Regions from separate parts of the Homo sapiens genome. Here region 2 is linked to region 1. A link is a loop called in an ENCODE intact Hi-C map of the cell type or tissue named here. Cell type or tissue: PC-9. All regions are shown on one strand. Each heading gives the region's core, and the rest is flanking DNA. Links, peaks and the distances in the headings are about the cores only. Region 1 has its middle 32 kb from the start of PLEKHG3. Region 2 overlaps PLEKHG3 (pleckstrin homology and RhoGEF domain containing G3).

Region 1 (8,575 bases), core at 92-8,091:
TGACCCAAACACCTCCTACTAGGCCCCACCTTCATCACTGGGATCACATTTCAATATGAGATTTGGAGGAGCCAAATATCCAAACCATATCCAAGCCAGAGAGGGAAACTGTGAACCTTTTGTGACAGGCTAACAGAAAAGTTCTGTATTTCAAGGCTAAGTACATCATCTTAATTATATGGTGATGGGGCAGATGGTGAATGCTTGGGTTAGAATTTTGATTTATTTTATCATAGGCTTTGGAAGTTTACATAAGAGGTAAAAGAAAACTTGTTGGTATTCTCTGGGACATGGTGTAGAACAGTCAAGAATCCCTCCCCCCAGGAAAGTGCTGTCTGTGGTTCATACCCTGCTAAGATGGGTGTAGAGCTGGTGCCAGGCACTCCTCTTGTGGATATACTCAGGGGCCCTGTCAGTTTGGTTGGACCAGCAACATTTTCAGGGTTTGTCCTTGCAATGCGTCTCTTCCGTGGGTGAATGAGAAGGTGAGGACTGATCTTTACCTCTTATGGAGAAGTAAAGAGATTCTGATAAAAACCTGTTTGGACTAGGGAGCAACCACTTCTGCAGGAGAGACAGTTACATCCAGGGCTGCCCTGATTCTTCACTCCCATCCCCAGGTCTGTGCCAGGGCCTCTCAGAAGACAAGAGTGACCCACAGTTACTTCCATTTTTTTGAGGTTCCTAGTATATTAAAATATGAAGAAATGCCAACACCCCCCACCAAAAGATGGTGAGAGCGGTGGTGTTTTTTGTTTGTGTGTTTGTTTGTTTGTTTGTTTTGAGACAGAATCTCACTCTGTCACCCAGGCTGGAGTGCAGTAGCGCGATCATGGTTCACTGAAGCCTCAACCTCCTGGGCTCAAGCAATCCTCCCACCTCAGCCTCCCAAGTAGCTGGAACCACAGGTGCATGCTACTGTGGTGTATTTTAAATGTTTACATTTGACAAATTAATACTTCTATCACAGAAAAAAATAGTAAAGGTAATGTGTTTTTGCATGATAATTCCAGGGTACATTTTAAATATTTTACAGTGCTCTACAGGCAGTGAGGAACACAAGTTGAGAGTTCTATCCTGAACATTGCTTCTTTCAGACCTGTCATCTGGAGCTAATGTCAAAAGCCAGAATGTGGGGCCCTTTGTTAATTGTGAGATGAGAGCCTGTGCCCCTCTATACCTTACCCTCACCCCTAAATAGGCCCACAGGCTCCCTTACACCTAACAGCTGCTGCTATTCTCTTGGGTTGGAGTGAGATGGTGGAGAATCAAAAGCTGTGTTTTAGTGCTGAAGCCAGTTCTTATTACAACTTTTCTCTGCAGTTTATAAACAATTTGCTCTTAAGATCTTAGCAGTCTTTCTGAACAATCCAGTATGTTTGTTTGCTGCTGCCCAGCAATGCCTGCATGTTTTTGTGGATTTTATTTTGTTTTTAAATTTTCTTCAAAAGCTGTAGTTTATTATAAGGGCAAAGGCAGCAATTATTGGCTCTCCAAATGCAGTCAATCTGAGTGTCAAGTAGATCCTTATTTCAGTCCTCATGGGTCTTGCTTGTTGACCTTGCTCCTGCAAGGAGTGTCTATGAGCTTGCCTTGGCCCTGGTCCTAGGCCCCTCTCTTTTTCTGTAACCTCAAACCCAGATGGCCATGCCCCTTGGATGATGTGGTAGTGGTACTATAAGCCCAAGGATCCACTAAAGGACTCATTTTGAGAAATTTGGCAAAAGAAGTTTGGCTCTATTAGGACATCTTTAAACAAGAGTGAGAGGACATGTGGCATCCTGGATGACTGCCAAGGTCGAGCTGGAGTTCTCTGGAGTGATTTGGGTGCTAAATCCTTGGGTGGGGTCCTGACTATGAACTGTTTCTTTATTTTCCAATTGTAACAGTCTCTGAAGGTAAAACTAGCATCAGCAGTATTAATCGTAATAACAATAGGAAATAGGCTGGGCGCAGTGGCTCATGCCCGTAATCCCAGCACTTTGGGAGGCCGAGGCAGGCGGATCACGAGGTCAGGAGATCGAGACCATCCTGGCTAACATGGTGAAACCCCGTATCTACTAAAAAATACAAAAAAATTAGCCGAGCGTGGTGGTAGGCGCCTGTAATCCCAGCTACTCGGGAGGCTGAGGCAGGAGAATGGCGTGAACCCAGGAGGTGGAGCTTGCAGTGAGCCGAGATCGCGCCACGACACTCTAGCCTGGGTGACAGGGCGAGACTCCGTCTCAAAAAAAAAAAAAAAAAAAAAAGGAAATATTTCAGCATACCTATTATGCACCAGGTATTAGTCTAGTCTCATTTAATCTTCACCATGACTCAGTGAGATACAAACTATTCTATTATACCTATATATTTTTAGAGATGAGGTCTCACTATGTTGCCCAAGCCGGAATGCAGTGGCAATTCATAGGCATGATTGTAGTGCACTACGGCCTCAAATTCCTGGGCTCAAGTCACCTTCCTCCCTCAGCCTCTTGCCAAGTCACTGAGAACACAGGTGCATGCCACCACACCCAGCTTTGGGTACTCTTTTTATGTCCATTCCACAGATGAAGAGACCAAGTTTAAAATGGATGACTTGCCTCAAATCACACAGCTATTGAGTAACAGAGCTAGGATTTAAAGGCTGGTTCATCTGACTCCACATTTCAGGAAGTCTTATTTGGGGGTTTCTAGAAATAAGAAGCCTTATTTGGGTTTCTAGAGAAATTTCTTTTTCCAAATCAACTTTATTTTCCCCAGACCCTTTTTGTGAACAGAGTTTACATCAATGAAAAGAAGGCTCCTACAGTGTGGCGTGAATGCCAGTGACGGGAACACCAAAAGCTCTGAACCTCAGGATCAGGGAGACCACAGCCTGCTCCTGGGATTGTCATGAGCCATTTGGCAGGAGGTGGATCTGCACAGTCATGGAGACCAGACTCCTAAGCAGGTCACCTAAGTAAGGTTTCCCTGTACGCTCTCCACAGGGCCTGGGAACTTCAGAATCTTGCCACAGGAGGAAGCTTGATGAGTATTCACCCTCTGATGTTGTAGACAAGGAAACTGAGGTCCAAGGAGATTAAGTAAAGTGCACCCTGTCTGCACGTCCAACATGGGTCTCCTGGCTCTCACACCATTTAGAGATGAGCCATTTTCTCAATAACAAAGGCAAGGCCCTGAGAGATAGTGTAATTGACCAAGCTTCTTCAGGACAGGGATGTGGACTCCACTCCCTTGGGGTCCAGCAAATGCCTTAGTAACAGTGGCTTGTGGATGGAAGGTGTTATTCAAGCCCTTGCTGGATGAATAAATTATATGCACCTGTTTCTCAAAGTTGCCTTAGTGAAAGAATCATTTGGGGCACATGTTAAAGATGAAAGTTCTAGTCTGAATACTAGACTAGAATGAGTCTATTCAGGACCCTGATAGAACAGTGTATATATATATATATATATATATATATATATATATATATATATACTTGTAAATATATATATATATATTTGCAAGCTGTATATATATATATATATATGCAAGCTGTATATATATATATATATATATGCAAGCTGTATATATATATATATGCAAGCTGTATATATATATATATATATGCAAGCTGTATATATATATATATGCAAGCTGTATATATATATATATGCAAGCTGTATATATATATGCAAGCTGTATATATATATGCAAGCTGTATATATATATATGCAAGCTGTATATATATATATGCAAGCTGTATATATATACACACACACACACACACACACACACACACACACACTATATATATATATATATCTCCACACACACTATATATATATATATATCCAGTATATATCCAGGCAGGACCCTGATACACTGTTCTCACTCTTGATCCAGATAATCCCTAACCCATTATCACCTCCCTTTCATGAACTGAAAGTAGTTTGTTTTTAGGTTTGGCTCTATTGCAGGGCTGGATCTATTGCGATTCTGAACACTCATTTTAACCATGACCTTCCTTACCTCCTCTAGGGGGCAGAAATGAACCACTTGTTCATTCTTTGGGGCTGAACTTTGCGACTTTCTCAGACTTTCATAAGAAAACAAATACCCAGAGGAGATCAGAAAGAAAGCAGATCTTATACATGCTTTTCTTACTAGGTTGAAATGCAGTTGCAATCTAGACTCCTCTAAGAGACAAAATACTGTTAGGCACTCTGGCGTTGAATTCAAGCTGACCCAAGTTCAAATCCAGAATCAAACAAGGGTTGGAGAATGCCTCCCATCTTTATGATCCTAGCAGGCTATTTAAATTAATGAAGCCTTAGTTTCTTGTTCTATAAAATTCTAATACAGTCAGCTTTCCATATCCACAGTTTCCACATCTGTGGATTCAACCAACCACAGATAGAAAATATTGAAAAAAACCCAACAATAAAAACAACAATACAACAAAAATAATACAGATAAAAACAATATAGTATAACAACCATTTGCATGGAATTTACATTGTATTAATATTTGACATGATAAGTTATCTAGAGATGATTTAAAGTATAGGAAAGTTGGCCAGGCACAGTGTCTCATATCTGTAATAACGGTACTTTGGGAGGCCAAGGCAGGAGGATCGCCTAAGGCCCCAGGAGTTTGAGATCAGCCTCGTAAACATTAGTAAGACCCTGTCTCTATAAGAACTTAAAAAAAAAATCAGCCTGGTGCTGTGGTGCACCTGTAGTCTCAGCTACTCAGGAGGCTGAGGCAGGAGGATTGCTTTAGCACAGGAGTTTGAGGCTGCAGTGAGCTATGATCATGACACTGCACTCCAGCCTGGGCGAAGGAGTAAGACTCTGTTACAAACAAACAAAGAAACAAAAAAGTATATGGAAGGATGTGCCTAGGTTATATGCAAATACTATACCATTTTATATCAGAAACTTGAGTATCCGTGGATTTTGGTATCCAAGGGGGTGCTGGAGCCAATCCCAGCAAGATACTGAGTGATGACTATAAATAATACCATCTTAACAGGATGGTTATGAACCTTATACTGCAACTGCTAAGAGAAAAAGTCAGCTGTTATTATTACCACAACTATTACTACTGCTTCCTATAAAGGCATGTGATTATTAACTCTGTTAGGAAGGTAGACTCCACTTTTTTAAATAGTTGGCTAAAGCTCTCTAAAGAGACATTCAGCCCACTCTTTTCTGGGTTCTGTACTAGGATGACATTTCACATCCTGGGAGCCAACAATGTGAATAACACAGAGGCTACATTAGACAGAAGGAAACGTGTTGGTTTCCTTAATAAAATCGAACTCATATTTCCTGAGATTGGCTCTGGCTGGCAGGAGACTCTCCACATGGGAAAAGCGGTTAGATCTCTTGGCTGTGTTTTGCCCTCCAAGGCTCACCTTTCCTGGGAGATTTCTCCCTCGTCTCACTGGTACCACCAATGGGTAAGGAAAGCCACACCTCACTCCACCCCACCCCTGGGGGGACTTCCCCTTCACTACCAACATCACGGAATCTGGCTTTGATTTGATTGAGGGTGGCAGTGAGTTTCTTTACCCAGAGACTTGGGGATTATCTTCTTTTTAGCTTCACCTGGAATAGCTTGCAATGTCGGGATCCTTGTTTCCTAAATTGAGATAATAAGAATGAAAATGATAGCAGTGGTTTCCATTTGTTGAGCACGTCTTCTGCGCGACGGCTTGCTCTCATTCCATCTGTACTACAACCCAGTGAATTTGTCCCCATGACGACTGTCATTGTAAAGATGGGGAAACAGAAGCACGAGGAGGAGGTTAGGTCACTTGCTCAAGGCCTCAGGGGTAGTCGGTGAAAGAGTTTAGGACGAGAACCCAGCAGTCTGAACTCACTTGGCTCTGAATGGAGGTGGATAACCACAGACACTGCCTTCCCACCCCTAGAGACACAGAGAGAGCTTCAGTTCCCTGGGTGTGACCCTTTGCTAAGGCACATGGTGGATGAAGAAGGTGTGTACAGCTCCTTTAGGGCAGTCAGCTTGCAAATGTCTGGCCTAGGTGAGAAGAGAGACACCTTTGAGGTCCTCCCACATCAGACAAATTGAGCCCTGCCCCTAAGCACAGATGCTGCTCCCTCTTGTCTTACCTTTTCACCTCCTTATTTATTTACCACTGTGAGGACAACACTCCACAGGGCATGTGAAGACACAGCCCCCGCCCTGGAGCCTCAGAATTTGTCACCGTCACTGGGAGTTGAGGAAATTGCAGTGTTGAGGTTTCTTGCTTCTTCCTCACTGAGAGAGAAAAACCCCAACTGTCAACAAACCTCAAACCCATCGATCAAATGATGCCTGCGGGCAGGAGCTGGGCAGCAGGGTGTATCTGTGGCAAATGAGATCACGAGAGGGCCTGGGCACAGAAAACAAGGTGATAGAAGACAGACGATGAGAAGAGAGGAGGAAGATTGTGCAGAAGGGGAGGAGTGCATGGAAGGGAGGGAGGCCCTTGTGCATGGATTCCCTGGGGAACCAGGCTGCCAGGGCAGAGGGCCAACAGGTGAGGAGGAGAGGAGGGGGCTATAAGTGGGGGGGATCTGAAGAAAGAGCTTCTGTGTCCTAAGAGGTGGGGGAAAAAAAAGAGAGAAATAACCCAAAGAAAGTGTTGCAGAGAACCAATAAGATTAGAATGTCAACGATCCAGACCCATGACCCTGGGGACTGTTGTCACACAAGGGTCTGGTGGTGGGGTTGGGGCAGCTGTGGAGGTTGCTGCTGGTCCCAGTTTTGTCCATATAAAGCAATTCGCAGAGAAGGCTGAGTGGAGGAGGAGGAAGCTGAGATAGTAAAGGAAATAACGTTTAAAAGTTTAGCACAAGCTGGGCGCGGTGGCTCAAGCCTGAAATCCTAGCGTTTTGAGAGGTTCATGTAGGTGGATTGCTTGAGCCTAGTTCAAGACCAGCCTGGGCAACATGACAAAACTCTGTCTCTATAAAAATACAGAATGTTAGCTGGGTGTGGCGGTTGTGCCTGTAGTCCCAACTACTCGGGAGGCTGAAGTGGGAGGATCACAAGAACCTGGGAAGTCAAGGTTGCAGTGAGCTGAAATCTTGCCACTACACTCCAGCCTGGGCAACAGGAGTGAGACCTTGTCTCAAAAAAAAGAAAAAAAAAAGCTACATTTTACATGATTTTATTCATATAAAATTCTGGAAAAGGCCAAATTACTGAGATGGACATCAGGTCGGTGAGGGGGTAAGGGGAGCATGACTGACTACACAAAGGTATGAAGAACCTTTTCGGGGTGATGGAATTGTCCTTATCTTAACTGAGGTGATAGTTACGCAATTGTACACATTTGCCAAAACTCATTGAAAGTTACGTTTTTTTTTCAGACAGTTTCGCTCTTGTTGCCCAGGCTGGTGTGCAACGTCGTGATCTCGGCTCACTGCAACCTCCGCCTCTCAGGTTTGGGAGGCCGAGGTGGGTAGATCACCTGAGGTTGGGAGTTCAAGACCAGCCTGACCAACATGCAGAAACCCTGTCTCTACTAAAAATACAAAAATTAGCTGGGCATGGTGGCGCATGCCTGTAATCCCAGCCACTCAGGAGGCTGAGGCAGGAGAATCGCTTTATTAAGTTTTATTTAGTTAGTTTTATTAAGTTAGTTCAGCCTCTTCTTGGATAAAATTTCAGCCAAGTCCCTGCCTGGACTGTCACCTCCTCTCTGGGTGTGTCCCCTTCCTGCCTCTCCCGCTCCCAGCCCCACCCTGTGGATAACTCTGGGTGCAGGGCTCTGTGTTGCCCTCTGGTCCTCAGTGGCCTTTACATCTGCTGACATCCACAGTCAGGGGTCTGGCTGGGAGGACCTGGTGGTTTACCCGGCTTGTGGGTCCTGTGCCAGCTTTGCTGGTCCTGTAGATACAAACCGGAACCCCTCCCATGTCCCCAGTGCTTTCCATTTATCTCTGGGCTTCAGCCTGAGGCAGGTCCACAGGCTCTCAGCTCTCAATCACCTGTGCATTCCCTAGGGCCTCCTAGGGACTTCTGGGTTTCTCCCAGCCGCACTCAAGCCAAGGGGAACTGAGGTGGGGCAGTGTGAAAGGGGTGGAACACCTAAGGTCCCTGTCCCAGCTTCAACACACCTTGCTGTTGTCTCTACTTTGCTGGAGCCACTCCAGGTGGACATAAGGACATGCTGGAAGGCGACTGACTGCTCCAGGGCTCCAATCAAAAAGTGGGGCACGGCCGGGTGCGCCTGTAATCCCAGCACTTTGGGAGGCCGAGGCGGGTGGATCCCTTGAGGTCAGGAGTTTGAGACCAGCCTGGCCAACATGGTGAAACCCTGTCTCTACTAAAAATACAAAAATTAGCTGGGCGTGATGGCACACGCCTGTAATCCCAGCTACTCAGGAGGCTGAGGCAGGAGAATTGCTTGAACCTGGGAGGTGGAGGTTGCAGTGAGCCGAGATCATGCCACTGCACTCTAGCTGGGGTGACAGAGTGAGCGAGACTCCAACTCAAAAAAAAAAGTGGGGCACACATGGTTTTTTGGAGTGGGGAGGGACAGGGTCTCACTCTGTTACACAGTCTGGAGTGCAGTGGCACAATCATGGCT
Region 2 (8,575 bases), core at 100-8,099, 55 kb after region 1:
AGTGACAGGAGACCTGAGGACAGAACACTGAGGCTGTTGTGGGTTATGAGGGTGTGCCTTTTTTCTTTCCTGTTGGGTCAGAATGGGGCATGGTGCTGAGGCGTAGTGGGGAGGGGAAGGATGTGGCCCCAGTCTGCTGTGCTCGGAATCCAGGGGCCTGCTGTAGCCTGCCTGCCTCTGCACCTGCAATATTCAGGGAAGCTCCTCCAGAGGGTAGGTGTGGGTGGAGGAAGGGTGTGGTGTGGTTTAGGCTTAAATTTAAAGAAAAAGAAAAGAAACCTCCCTCTCTCCCCCTCTTCTGCCCCTGGATCCTTAAAGGTGTATGTCTGAGCTGCTGCTTAGGCCCATCAAAAAGAAAGCCTGGCTGGGTGTGGTGGCTCACACCTGTTAATCCCAGCACTTTAGGAGGCTGAGGCAGGAGGATCGCTTGAGGTCGAGGCTGCAATGAGCTGTGATTGCACCACTGCACTCCAGCCTGGGTGACAGAGGGAGACCCTGCCTCAAAAAAAGAGAAAAGTCTTTGGGGACCTGCTCAAAGAAGGTTTCACAAGTATAGGACTTGAGAAAGAGTTTTCTTTTTTCTTTTTTTTTGAGATGGAGTCTCATGCTGTCACCCAGGCTGGAGTACAGTGGCGCGATCTCAGCTCACTGAAACATCTGCCTTCCAGGTTCAAGCGATTCTTCTGCCTCAGCCCCCCGAGTAGCTGGGATTACAGGCACCTGCCACTATGCCCAGCTAATTTTTGTATTTTTAGTAGAGATGGGGTTTCACCATGTTGGCCTGGCCAGTCTCAAACTCCTGACCTCAAGTGATCTGCCCCCCTCTGCCTCCCACAGTGCTGGGATTACAGGCGTGAGCCATCATGCCTGGCCGAGAAAGCGAGTTTTCTAGAAGACTGATTCACTGATTGATGACTGACTGGATTGATTCATGTTGCAAGATGGAAGAGGTCATGGCTGGGGCATACTTAAGAGAACTGGAGACCCGTATGTGGTAGGATGGGGTAGGCGTGGGTACCTGGTTTGAGGGTTTGGTTGCTGCCTGCCTCATCACCTCCTTCTCTGGCCTCCTACTTCCCTAGCAGACAGGGTCTTCCGAGATGTGTTTGAAGACCTGAGTTCTCATCCTGGCTTGGGGGAATCTTATAGTATGGAGTGGTGCTCTTCAGGTAGGAAGGAAAGGCTGACCCCGCCCGGGGAGCACCAGGGGAGGCACTTTAACTGTCTCTGTGGGAGTCTGAGCTACACACACATAATGGTTCCAATCCGGTGTCTTAGGGCCAGAATGCACTCCAGCTGAGTGCAGTGCACTCAGAATGCACTCTGAGAGCGATGCCTCTTATCCGTCACCATCAAACGGTGCCTCCTGACAGTCTGCACTAGTGTCCTGCTTTGTACTCAGTGCCTCATTTGTTCTTCAGCCCTCCCTTTCTTGGGCTCTTGGCTCTTTTCCAGCAAGTCCTCCTGCCCAAGAGAGAGAGAGCCTTGTGATCGTGGGTCTCCTGGTCACTACAGGGCTTCTCTCGTCATCCAAGAAGTTTATAGTCCAATCCTGGTGACCTCATACTTTCTCCCTCTTCCTTTCTGCTTACCCATGACCTGTGATCCTTTGACCGGGAATCTGTATTTTACCATATTGTTCCAGCCAGAGAATGAATGGCCAAAGGTCACATAGTAGCAGGCCCAAAAACTGCCCTAAGGAATCTTGACTCAGTCCTTCCGAGTGTCATGTCATAAGCCCCAATCCTTCAGGTCTTCATATGTCCCCTGCAGCTTATGCTGAAGCAAAGCCATGGCAGCCAGGGCTGTGACCAATCCTTTGCTTGTGGCCCTGTCTGGTGTGTAGTCCATTAGGGAGGCAGTGGGCAGGAGAGCATGAACTCTGGAGCCTCAGTGCCTGAGTTCAAGTCCAGGCTCTACCACTTACTACTTCTGTGGCCTCAGTACCTGCATGTATAAAATGAGGGTAGTAATAGAACCTACCTTCTGGAGTTGTTGCAAGGGGTTAGGCACTTTAATATATACAGAGCGCTCAGAGCATTTCAGCAGTTGGCTGTTATGCTTTGTTTTAGCCTTAGGAGATAGGAGCTTAGTTTGCAGACAGGTAGCCTATGATCAATCAGAGAGAAAACTTCTGTAAGTAGAAAAGACATATTAGTTTCTGGGTTTGAAGTGTGCTTATGTTGCTATCCTCTTACAGTGGGATCCCCAGAGAGGGACCCTCAAAAGGTCCCTTTTAGAGACAAATCTCCCTAATGGTGTGTGTGTTGGGGTAGGGGTGGGGCTGTGAGTAATCTTTTGCTTTAAGACTGTGAACTGGCTGGCTGTGAAATCCATTTGGGAGTGGGGCCGTTTCCATTTAGCTTCCCCAGAGAAGCTGACTGACCCCAGATGTGATCTGGGAAAGGTCTTAGGCTGTAAATCCCTGCCCCTTTGTTCCCTGCTGGGATGGTGGTGGTGGGTGGGTGGGGTGCCTGACTGCAGTGCACTTTGAAGGACATCAGAGTGCCACAGGGCTGGGGGTTAAGGGCTGGGGTGGAGCTTGGGTTTTTATCTGTCAGTGCTGGAATGACATGGTGTTGCCCTGCCTGCTGGTTCTGTAAAAGGCATAGCTGATTAATTGTAAAGGCCCTTTTGAGGAGGGAGGAAAAAGCAACAGCCCTACAATTCCCAGGGGGCTCTCTTCTGAGCAGCTCAAAGAGCTTTACCAAAATGATCCTGCTAATTAGCCCTCTGGGCATTGCACTGGGCTGCGGAGGGGAGCACTGGGCTGCCACTGAGTCCCCATCTGCAAGTTGAGAGGCTCATACAGAGCTCCTTGGAGGTGACCCCCTCCAGTGAGACACAGTGACAAAGTGCTGTGCTCCAGAGCATCCCGGCCAGGTTAGCGGCAGGTGGTAAGTAGGTCTTGAGGCGCTTGATCTGTACCTCAGTAAAAGCATCAGTTTGTTCACCATTGTTGTTCATTTGTTAAATTGGCCCTTAAGACCCCTGCTTTTTAGTAACTAATGGTGTAGGGCAGAGGGTCTCAAACTAGTCACACTGTCTCAGGCCAGTGCTACAGTAGGAGAAACCTGGGAGGTAGTAAGAGAACACAGAAAGAGTTCCCCAGGTTTGGGGGATATTGGAAGGTTCCTGGAGGGGGCGATGTCTAATTGGAGACCTAAAGATTGGATGTAAATTACATAGGTTGGGGGATGGTACTGTATGGGGTGGATGGGGACGAGATAACGCCAAGGCAGAGAGAACATTTGCAAAAGCCGGAGACCCAGGGGTGTTGGTTTCCAGGTTGAGGCATAGGCACAGAAAACCAGGGGTCAGTGTCAAGGGTTCCCAGAGTAATGGCAGCTTCTAGATTCTTCTCCTTGTAGCTCAAGTCTCTGCCCTTTAGTCATGTCTGGGGTCTAGTCACTTCTGAGCCCTAGAGCTAGGGGTAGAAGACTCGGGTCAGTAGGGGTGAGAGGGATGCCCAGGAACTTACTGTTTTCCTGTGAAATAGCAATGAAATGTGTACTCTGCAAAGTGGCATTGGTGAGCTCTAAGGGGTGGGCATGGGTGTTGCATGGGTGTCCCTGTCCTTCCCAAAGGCTGCAGCCTGAAGTAGTCTGGCCACTCCACCCTTCCATCCCCCGGCTGCTCCAGGTGGGCCTGCCTGTGAGCCACACCATCTGCTTTGGGAATAAAGTCCACCTGAGGCTCTGTTTGCCTCACCTGGGTGCAGTTTACTGCTTTCTCTGCTGCCCCCGCCCAGCTGTGCCAAGGGGAGCTTACAGAGACTCACTGATGGCTTAGCCCTGGGGAATTTCCTGGGGCCTGGGATGAGTCAGAGGCAGCCTGTACCAGGTGCTGGGGTGGGGCTGCGGAGTCGGGGGATAATGCTGGCTCAGCCAGTCAGTATCCAGAAAGTTTCAGGTTTGTGGTGAAGCCGCCGGTGCCCCTGAGGTTTTGCAGTCTTAGGGAGAATATTACCCCTGTTATGTGTCTTGTCTTAACATTGTAAGAACCAGATCTTTGCCCATCCCTGTACAGTGACCCCAGCACAGGCCACAGACAGGGGGGCACTTGGGAAGTTCTTCTTCACAACTGCCATTATTATCACCATATTGATGGTGTATGGAGCACGTACCCTATGCCAGGCATCATGCTCAGAGCTTTACGAACAGCAGGTGGCTTCATCTGGGAGGACACAGCCATGGGGTAGGCTGTATCCATCCTCATTTTACAGGTGAGGAGCTGAGGCTCTGAGGGACTAAGTACTGTGCCCCAGCAGTGGGGCTGGGCTGTGAATTCCTTAGAGGGTACCTGGACCACTGTGCTGGCAGGTGGACTTGGGCACCCTCATCAGTGCTCATAGAGTCTGAGAACAGGGCCCTTCTTGGGATTCAGTTTTGTTTTGTTAATTGTGTTAAATGTAAATACACATAACATAAAATTTACCATCTTCACCATTTTAAGTGTACAGTTCAGTGACAGTAGGTACATTCATATCATTGTGCAATGTCATCACTGTCTATCCACAGAACCTTTTCATCTTCTAAAACTGAACTCTGGATGCACTAAATAATACCTTCCCACCCCACCTGCCCCCACCCCTGGCAACCGTCCCTCTGTTCTGTTTCTGTGGGCATTCAGAGGTTGACCCTTCATCTGTCTGTCTTGTTGCAGAATCTCCCTGGGGTGCCCTCCCCAGGCAGCAATGCCAGGATGCCTGTGTCCACCTCCCTCCACCAGGATGGCAGCCAGGAGCGGCCGGTGAGCCTGACCTCTACCACCTCCTCGTCGGGCTCCTCCTGTGACAGTCGCAGTGCCATGGAGGAGCCCAGCAGCTCCGAGGCTCCCGCCAAGAATGGGGCAGGCTCCCTGAGAAGCCGGCATCTGCCCAACAGCAACAACAACTCCAGCAGCTGGTTGAACGTGAAGGGGCCCCTCTCCCCGTTCAACAGCCGGGCAGCGGCAGGGCCTGCACACCACAAGCTCAGCTACCTGGGCCGAGTGGTGCGGGAGATCGTGGAGACAGAGCGCATGTACGTACAGGACCTGCGCAGCATCGTGGAGGTGCGTGTCGGAGGCCTTGCGGCACAGTATTCTAGCAGAAGCCTGTTTCACCCTGGGAGGGAAGCTCTCAAAAGACCTGCTTCCCATAAAGTAGTTGGAGAACTGGGGTCTCCCACCCTCGCTGACTGCACTGTGAAAGCTGTTGACCCCTGAGGCTTCCCTAGGACCTTGGGCCAGATCAGTAGCTTGGGCCGACAGGAGTGAGCATCGTTGATAGGGTGGATCCCCAGCCTGCCTGGGAAGATGGCTCTAGAGAGCCTGTGCCACAGAGACTGAATGGAGTGAAGACATGGGCTCTGGGCCTGGCCCCATGCATCCCCTGCCCTGTTGTTTCCTGGCTGTGCGGAGCCTCAGGTTCCTCCTCTGTAAGAGGAAGCGACACCTACCTTGTAGGTGAAGGGCACGGAAGGGCAGCTGTGTGGCTGCCACTGAGGAAGCCCTCTGCCCCACTGGCTCAGGGCGTGGATTAGTTTCCTAGGGCTGCCTTAACAAATGACCACACACTGGGTGGCTTAAAACAGCAAATGTGTTCTCACTCAGTTCAGGAGGCCAGAAGTCCAAAAATCAATGTGTTGGCTGGGTTGGCTCCCTTCAGAGCCTCTGAGGGAGTAGGCATTCTATGCCTGTCATCCAGCTTCTGGGGTCCTGGCAGTCTTTGACATTGTTGGCCTGGAGATGCGGCCCAGCACCTTCCCATCACCTTTTTCTTTGTGTCTCTCTGTGTCCTCCTTCTCCTCTTATAAGGACAGCAGCCACTGGATTTGGGGCCCACCCTAAATCCTATCTGAAGTCATCTTGAGATCCTTAACTAATGGCATCCACAAAGACCTTATTTCCAAATAAAGTCACATTCTGGGGTTCCAAGTGGACATGAATTTTGGGGTGGACACTGTCTCACAGTAGGCAATGTCCGTGAAGTGGTGTTACAGCAGGGCCGAAACGAGGTGTGGCTAGGGAAGGTAGTGGGCAGGGTTGTGCCGGGGGCTAGGTTCTGACCACCTCCCTCCACGCAGGACTACCTCTTGAAGATCATTGACACACCCGGGCTGCTGAAGCCAGAACAGGTCAGCGCCCTCTTTGGGAACATAGAAAATATCTACGCGCTGAACAGGTGTGTGAATGGGCCTGACACTCACCATGTTCTGCCTGCGAGGCCCACCTCAGGGCCTAGGGAGGAACCCTGGATGTCCCTGGTCTCATGGGCCTGTGACATGTGGGCCTGGGGCCTGATCTCTGAGGACAGGGAAGGGTTGTCCATCTCTGTGCCCTGGGCTGATCTGCTTTCTCTCAAGGGCAGACGGGGAGGTAATTTGAGGTTGTGTGCATGTTGGGTCCATCCTGAGCCGGTGCCCCCTCAAGGGGCTGCTGGGCCCTACCTTGCACACTGGTTCTCTTCCCTGTGGAAGAGAACCTTCCCTGTCCTTCTCATCTTCATTTTCCATTTGCACATCTGTTAATTTCTTATCCTCCTTTCCACTGACCCCAAGGGCTCCCTGGAGATGATCTGACCTATTAGTGGATTGCACAACCCAGGCAAGACACATGTGGGAAGCCAAACAAGGCCTGACCAGGGGCTGTGTCAGGGCAAAAGGCATGGGTCTCCTGCCTGGGACCACAGACTCCCCCGGGAAAGTGCACTGCTCTGGAGGGGCAGGGCTTGAGGGAACAGCGGTGCTAGGACAGGAAGAATCGTATCCCAGGCCCCTTAAGATGGGCAGAGGGAGCTCTGGCTGTGTAAGCTGGAGAAGTCTGGGAGGGCAGGGTGCAGGGAGGACTTAGGCCAATGGTGAGGGGTTGGGAAAAGAGGAGGAGCACAGAGGGAGGAGGCAGGGAGCAGTGTTTCTAGGGGTGCCAGGACTCACCTGTCTCTCCCCATGTCCCACATCCTGGGCGCCCTGGCTCCTTTGCTAGTCCCCATTCTCTCTCCTTCACCCTTTAATCCTCTGCTTTTGTGTGTTTGACTCCTTCTGCCTGCAGAGGAGCTGTGTCCCCTCCCGAGGTGGGTATGGGGGTCCCCTCTTCATCTCCCTCTTGTTGAGCCTGTAGGTCTCCCTGACTTCCTGCTTTGTGGCTGCTTTGTGTTGGATACTTTCTGTGGTTGCTGCCTGGGGCAGGACTCCCTCTGAGGCTAGAAGCCCCAGTTCTTTAGCAAAGCAATAGGGCTGGCTGTCAGTCAGGGTTTGGGAGGTTGGGGAGGGGGCAGTGAGGGGCATTGTCCTCTGACTGCAGAGGGTACAGTGGCTGCTCTCCCCTCACCCAGCCAGCTCCTCAGAGACCTGGACAGCTGCAATAGTGACCCCGTGGCTGTGGCCAGCTGCTTTGTGGAAAGGGTAAGAAGGGCTGGGTCCTTGCCTCTGTCCTACCTTGCTGAGAGCTCAGAGAGACAAGAACTGCCAGCATAAGAGGACATCTGAGTCCTGGGGATTCCTTTCCAGGGAAAGTCCTGGGTGCTCTATCTTGAATGAGAAGGGTGTTCTGAGGGGAGCCAGGGCTGCTGGGTGGATGGGATGTCCTTGACAAATAGGTATAAAGATGGCTCTGTAGGCATTTGGGAACAGGGGACAGAGGGTGCTCTGGGGGCCAGGGGCCTATCTGCTACCACCATCTTTACTGTCAAATGAGAATCTCCCTGAAATCACTATTTTTGATCTCTTCTTAGAGCCAAGAGTTTGATATCTACACTCAGTATTGCAACAATTACCCCAAGTGAGTAATTGGGGTGAGAGGGAAGGCAGAGCCATTTGGTGAGTCCAGAGCCCCCCACTTCCTCATCCAGGCCTTCCCCAGGTGGTGACTGGCCCTTCTCCCACTCCCAGCTCCGTGGCCGCCCTGACGGAATGCATGCGGGACAAGCAGCAGGCCAAGTTCTTTCGGGACCGGCAGGAGCTGCTACAGCACTCGCTGCCCTTGGGCTCCTACCTGCTGAAGCCAGTCCAGCGCATCCTCAAGTACCACCTGCTGCTCCAGGTAGCCCCTCGGTCCTCCCAAGCACCTAGGGCCTGGGGAGGGCAGGGCCTTCGGGTCAGGGGCACCTAAGCGTCTATCTTCTGCGCAGGAAATTGCCAAGCATTTTGATGAAGAAGAGGATGGCTTTGAGGTGGTGGAGGATGCCATTGACACCATGACCTGTGTGGCCTGGTACATCAACGACATGAAGAGGAGGCATGAGCACGCGGTCCGGCTCCAGGTGCTCTGGGGCTGGGACGCTGGGGGAGGGGCAGGGCTGGGTGGGCCAGGCTTCCGCTGGGAAGAGGGACTGTGGCCACCCTGCTGGGATGAGCTGGGCAGTGGCATTGGGGGAGCCTTTGTGGCAGGGTTTGCAGAGCCTCCTAAGGCCCCAGTGGCCTGACTCTAGGGATTGGGGCCCCTCTGCTGCAGGAGATTCAGTCACTCCTCATCAACTGGAAGGGGCCCGACCTGACCACCTACGGGGAGCTTGTCCTGGAGGGCACATTCCGCGTGCATCGCGTGCGCAATGAAAGGACCTTTTTCCTCTTTGACAAAACACTGCTTATCACCA

The links. Hi-C counts contacts between places; a loop is a spot of excess contacts. Peaks named below come from ENCODE experiments on the same cell type or tissue, not always from the same donor. Only the 100,000 strongest peaks of a DNase experiment are listed, where the experiment ranks them.
Region 2: a loop joins it to region 1, with 5 times the contacts of the local background. A loop is called at or near these places in 22 of 110 quality-filtered maps.

What each region holds. Positions count from the first base shown.
Region 1 is chr14:64,667,703-64,676,277 of GRCh38, forward strand. No RefSeq gene overlaps it. Among named protein-coding and RNA genes, the nearest start is that of PLEKHG3, 32 kb to the right of the region's middle. RefSeq lists enhancers at 7,684-8,184, 8,185-8,575. In PC-9, for the core only: CTCF peaks have their summits at 3,996 (motif pointing right) and 4,201; DNase peaks (open chromatin) are centred at 4,009 and 6,239.
Region 2 is chr14:64,722,928-64,731,502 of GRCh38, forward strand. PLEKHG3 (pleckstrin homology and RhoGEF domain containing G3) reads left to right here. Exons shown (of 17, transcript NM_001308147.2): 2 at 4,666-5,055; 3 at 6,069-6,166; 4 at 7,316-7,385; 5 at 7,715-7,761; 6 at 7,872-8,022; 7 at 8,111-8,242; 8 at 8,434-8,575. The coding sequence starts at 4,705. Among named protein-coding and RNA genes, the nearest start is that of PLEKHG3, 23 kb to the left of the region's middle. RefSeq lists enhancers at 5,006-5,657, 6,311-6,962. In PC-9, for the core only: no CTCF peak of the experiment used is centred there; a DNase peak (open chromatin) is centred at 3,804; H3K27ac peaks cover 1,491 bases.